Regions from separate parts of the Homo sapiens genome. Here region 2 is linked to region 1. The links are chromatin loops, found by intact Hi-C in ENCODE. Cell type or tissue: PC-3. All regions are shown on one strand. Each heading gives the region's core, and the rest is flanking DNA. Links, peaks and the distances in the headings are about the cores only.

Region 1 (2,908 bases), core at 259-2,758:
TAGTATAAACAAGACTCTCAACTTTCTCAGAAGGAAGTTAGTGGGATTTTTAGACGGGGATGGGATCAGCCTGGGATAAGAGGGCTGAGTCAGAGCCTGTGGAGGTCCAAATGCTCTGAGCAGAAGGTGAAACCGTCAGAGGCATGTGAACCAGAGCAGCTCCGTGTTGAACGGGAGCTGGGTAAAATGGTAAAATGAGGCTGAGACCCACCGGGCTGCATTCCCAGACGGTGAAGGCATTTTAAGTCGCAGGATGAGACAGGAGGTCAGCACAAAATACAGGTCACAAAGACCTTGCTGATAAAACAGGTCGTGGCAAAGAAGCCGACAAAAACCCACCAAAACCAGGATGGTCACGAGAGTGACCTCTGGACGTCCTCACTCTCCACCAGCGCCAGGACAGTTTACAAATGCCATAGCAACATCAGGAAGTTACCCTAGATGGTCTAAAAAGGGGAGGCATGAATAATCCACCCCTTGTTTAGCGTATCATCAAGAGATAACCAAAAAAGTGGGCAACCAGCAGCCCTCAGGGCTACTCTGACTATGGAGTAGCCATTCTTGATTCCTTTACTTTCCTAAGAAACTTGCTTTCACTTTACAGACTCACCCTGAATTCTTTCTTGCAGGAGATCCAAGAACCCTCTCTTGGGGTCTGGATCCGGACCCCTTTCCTGTAACAAAACTGTCTCCACAGGGCTGACAAGAATTGCATGTCGGGTTCTGGACAGAAATATTATTATAATTAAGCATTAATCAGACTGCACGGTGGCCCGCTTTCTCGCTGCTAAACATCACCACGTTGCCCTCGGTCGTGACCACTGTGTTCCCACAGATGCGATCCCTGATATTACAGTCATGAGGCTTTTGTTGATTCCTTAAGATGTTTTTCAGACCCCAAATTCCAGCAACCAGTTTGAAGACCCTCATGGAGGGATGGGATCCACATGAGAACAGCTTCTTCACTCTGTCCTGTGGCTTCACCCTGCAACCTTCTACTAATCAACCATCTGCACATTTGGCCCACTCCAAAACTCTGGAAAACCCCAGCCTCAAGGCAGGAGGACTGCTTGAACCCAGGAGTGCAAGACCAGCCTGGACAACATAGCGAGGCTCCATCTCCACAAAAAAATTTTAAAAACATAGCTGGGCATGGTGGTGCACAACTGTGGTCCCAGCTACTCAGGAGGCTGAGGCAGCAGGATTATGCGAGCCCAGGAGTTGAAGGCTGCAGGAGTGGTGGGCAGGGAAGTGCTGGCTAGAGGAGGGCATGGTCCCTGGCTAGGGCTCCACGCACAGGCCTGTGCCCACGGACCTAGGTGAGGATAGACACACCCTGCCTTCATGTCCAAATGTTGCATTTCCCAAGACCACCCTGCCCTGCCACGCCCCCATCTGGTGCCTATAGAAACCCTGAGACCTAGCGGGCAGGCACCTAAGCCCTGGACACGGAGAGGAGCCCATTGGCAGAACACACAAGCGGCTGGACGTCGAGAGGCCATCAGGGGGAGCACGCCGGCAGAAGAGCACACTGAGACTCCGGCAGGCGATCAGCTAGTGGAACGATGCAGAGTTTGGTTGGGATGGTTGGAGGAGAGCCCCGGCTGCTGAGCGGCCTGATTCCAGGGGAAAGCCATCTCCCTTCTGGCTCCCCCATCTGCCGAGAGCTACTTCCACTCAATCAAACTTTGCACTCATTCTCCAAGCCCATGTGTGATCTGATTCTTCCGGCACAGCAAGAACCCTGGGATACAGAAAGCCCTCTGTCCTTGCGGTAAGGCAGAGGCCTAACTGAGCTGGTTAACACAAGCCACCTACGGACGGCTAAACTAAGAGAGTGCCCTGTAGCACATGCCCACTGGAGGTTCAGCTGTAAACATTCACCCCTAGAAGCTGCCGTGGGGCTCCCTGCCCATCTATATGCTCCCCTAGGGGTTTGAGCAGCGGGGCCCCAAAGAAGCGAGCCAGTCCCCATCGCAGGCCCTGCAAGGGGACAAGGAAATCTTTGCCATTTCACTATGATTGTGCCCTTGAATTCCAGCGTGGGACTGTCTCAAAAAACAAACAAACAAACACCAAACAGACACCAAACAACAACAACAACAAACCCCAGCCCCAGATTCCTCTGGGAGATGGATTTGAGGTTCCCTCCCAGCAACTTCTTTAGTGACCCTATGATTAACCCCTTCTTTGCTGCAACCCAGCATCTCAGCATACAGACTTGCCGTGTCCATCGGCAGCAAACTATCATAGTTACAAAGAGACAACTGGGGCTAGGAAGGAAGAGAGTTTCCCTCCAGCTGTAGCAGGAGGAGTCATAGACAAAATTCCTCAGACACTGGATTGTGGAAGGAAAGAGCTTTATTCAGCTGGGATCGTCGGCAGACTCACGTCCTAGAAACCGAGCTCTCCGAATAAGTGATTCCTGTCCCTTTTAAGGGCTCACAACTCTAAAGGGGCTGTGGGGGCGGGGGTCGTGATCTATTGAGCAAGCAAGGGGTATGTGACTGGGGGCTGCATGCACCAATGATCAGAACGAAACAGAACAGAACAGGGAGTTTCATGATGCTTTTTTACACAATGTCTGAATCCATAGATAGCACAAGCCCTGAGGTCAGAGGTTGAATTTTAACACCAGGTCTGAAATGTGGTCCCCAGTTGTCTGTGATTTTTCACTTCTGCCAATTCTAACTTCTACTTTTTCAGCAAACAAGAAATTAAGTATAAGACAATATAAGGAATGGTCTCCTCTCTGACAGCTAGATGTCAGCTTGCTTTGGGATTCACTGGGAGGGTCCCAACCAGGACAGTGTGCCAAGCCCTATGCTAAGGCCATCACCCACATTCCCTCACTGATCTCCTCAGTTACCCTTCGAGATGGGCACAGAGCTTATTTCAGAGGTGAGGA
Region 2 (2,908 bases), core at 147-2,646, 47 kb after region 1:
AATGTAAAGATGATAATGGTCCCAGATAAACAGGAGCCCCTTGGGAAGGATCCGCCTTCTGCTCTGTCTGGGTGCAAGCCACAGCACCTCCTCAGGTCTGTAATTCTTGGGGGGTCTGCACATGAGGAAAGGTGGGGTTTGGCTGGAAATGGGCTTTTCTGTGGGCTGTTTGGTCCTTAGGCTCTTGGGACATCTCCAGCCTTTTGGCAGGTGGGCTCTGACAGGGGGTGCCACTCTCCCAGGGTAGCCACTATGTCTTCTAAGCAGGACTACCTGCCCCCAGCAGATTCTGCACTTCTCTGGGTGTGAAGTCACGGAAATACCTTTTGGGGGCCAAGACAGGGGTATTCTCTAGACATTTGGGAAGACTTGTGGGGAAGGGACACTGGAGACTGTCCAAGGTTAGCTGGTTCAGGGGCTGCTTAGGTGGTGATGACCAGGGCCTCTGTGGCCAGAGGAGGGCTGTCCTTATGTGGAGTCGGGGACCTGAGCATCACCAGGCTGATATGGCACTGAGGCCCTGTAGCTTCCCCTCCTGTGTCCTCAGCATGCAGTCACCCTCCTAGAAGTATATGGGTCTATGGAGTGACCTTTGGGTGGCCACAGTTCAGTGGATCTGCATCTCTCCCACATCCCCACTGCTTCAAAGAACTGAAAACAGGACCAGCCAGAGGGAGTTTAAATGGCCCCACTCTGCAGGGTCCATGGTGATGGTGCTCCTGCCACTGCTGCTACTGATGATAACAATGATGATGGTGGCAATGGTTATGTTGATGGTGGTGATGTTACTGATGATAATGGTGGTGATGGTACTGATGGTGGCAGTAATTATGGTGATGATGACCGCTGACATTTACTGAACGAACATGTCTAAACTTACCCTCCAGCTTCCAGAAGGGAAGCACAGAGCGGTGAAGTCTTGACTCCAGGAGTCTGAGACATGCCCTTGTGTCCTTGTACCAATGGCTGAGGGGGCCCCGCCTTCCCACCCACTGTGACCAGGATGCTCCCGCTCTGTTCCAGACTCTGTTCCAGGTGGGTTCCAGGCAGAGCCCAGACTACCCTCTCTACCCATGGAGGTCCTGTCCCTGCAGGCCCACCTGGACCTTGGTGGTGCTTGTGGCACCATTCCTAGGAAGGGCTCAGAAATATCTGTTGAATGAACGAATGAATGAACAAAGAGCATCCTGATGTGCAAGGGCCCCCGTGTGTCCCTCCTCCCCTGGTCTGAGGTGTGTGGGGCAAAGGGCAGTCTCCCCGTGGGGAGGGGCCTGCCTCTACACATTGCTCATGCAGACGGCATTCGTGTCTGTGCAATGCTCCAGGTCCTTCTGGGGCCTGATTCTGCCAGGGGTCTCCCCATTCCTGTCCAGGTGCAGGATCCTGTGGCAGCTCCAGGGCGCCCTCACGTGGTAAGTACAGGCACCTGCAGGAGGGCCTGGCCACACATACCGAGGTAGCCAAGAGGTGTGTTGGGGAGTTCTGCCTGTGCCCCTAGGTGGATGGTTGTGTGCCACATGGTTGTACTTTGAGACTTTACCTCAGCTTGGTCTGTGTGCTGCGTGGACATCTCCATCCTGTCCCTGCAGAGACGTGCCCACTATGGAGCACTGACCCTATGTGCTGTGTGTGTGGACTGGGTGCAGCCTGGGCCTGGAAGCCTGGTCCCCAGCCTGGTCTTGGTCGTTTGTTCGTGTGGGGCTCAGATCCTGCTCACAGGGCTGGACATTCCTGGGGTTGGCCAAGGGTCTGTGTCTCAGCTGGGGCTCTCAGCAGGAGGGTCCAGAGTGGCTGTGCCCTAGCCCAGCCCACATGCCTCCCAAGTGTTCAGAGGTGGTGGCATAAACTTGTGTGGCAGAGCGGCCCCCGGACCAGGCTGGAATGCCCGGCCCACTGGATTCTGGGGCGCCTCTGGCCCATGTTCCCAGCTGGCAGTGACTCGGGGCTGGGGAGCCAGGGAATGAAGGAGCTGCAGAGGCCACAGCATCTCAGGAGCAACCCGACCAGGTCTGCTGAGATCTGCTGAGGATGCAGAGGGGCTGTATGTTTCCATCTGGCTCAGTTTTACCACTCATGGCCCTGAGGAGGGGGCTCAGCTGCCCTCGGCTTTGAGCTGGCCCCCAACCCCATGGCTCCATCAGAGCATCTGTGGAAATGGCTTGTGGTGGGGGAGTCTCCCCTGAAACAGTCCTGTTCCCCAGCACTAGGGCCTATTTCCGCCCCTGTATCCCTGTATTCCTGCTGTGAGTCTTCTGGGTGGTGAGGGCTGCCTTCTGGGATCTGGCCTGGCCAGCTGGGGTGGGGGTTGCAAAGCTGAGAAGAGGAGGGGTGTGGCCATCTCTGTGGCGATCATGGCTTGGCTGATGCTGAGTTCCAGAAAAGGAGCCGGAATGACCTGCGTGTCTCAGCCCTGCAGGGATGAGGATGGCAAGGAGGGGCGGGGGGAGGGGGGCGGGTGCCTGGCCGTGCTCCCCCTGAAACACATCCCCAGCCCCGGGCTGGGCCCCACCCTGGCCTCAGCTTCCCCTGGAGAGCCTCTTCTTGATCTCATTCATGGTGTTGCCACCGGTTACCCCGAGGCAACCGTGGGAGACACTGGCTTTATTTTTCCCCTCTACCAAGGAGGAAATAGAGTGCGGAGGGAACTTGATGCTGGGGCAGGGCACGGTGGCTGAAGACATGGAGCCTGGGCCTCCATCTGGTGAATAACCAGCAGCCTCCGTCAGGCCAGGCCAGAGTCCAGGGTGGAGGAGTGTGGCTATGGCGATGCATTTGAGGGAGGGTCCTGCTTTCTGGTGGTGCATGTGAGGGAGGGTCCTGCTTTCTGGCGGTGCATGTGAGGGAGGGTCCTGCTTTCTGGCGGTGCCCGTGAGGGAGGGTCCTGCTTTCTGGCGGTGCCCGTGAGGGA

Evidence for each region. A loop is a pair of places that touch in the nucleus more often than their neighbours do. Peaks named below come from ENCODE experiments on the same cell type or tissue, not always from the same donor. Only the 100,000 strongest peaks of a DNase experiment are listed, where the experiment ranks them.
Region 2: a loop joins it to region 1, with 3 times the contacts of the local background. A loop is called at or near these places in 11 of 110 quality-filtered maps.

Annotation. Positions count from the first base shown.
Region 1 is chr20:63,229,629-63,232,536 of GRCh38, reverse strand. No RefSeq gene overlaps it. Among named protein-coding and RNA genes, the nearest start is that of BIRC7, 4.8 kb to the left of the region's middle. RefSeq lists enhancers at 1-794, 868-1,637. In PC-3, for the core only: CTCF peaks have their summits at 1,284 and 1,485 (motif pointing right); no DNase peak of the experiment used is centred there; H3K27ac peaks cover 507 bases.
Region 2 is chr20:63,182,024-63,184,931 of GRCh38, reverse strand. No RefSeq gene overlaps it. Among named protein-coding and RNA genes, the nearest start is that of MIR124-3, 5.0 kb to the right of the region's middle. In PC-3, for the core only: CTCF peaks have their summits at 1,189 and 1,409 (motif pointing left); a DNase peak (open chromatin) is centred at 1,401.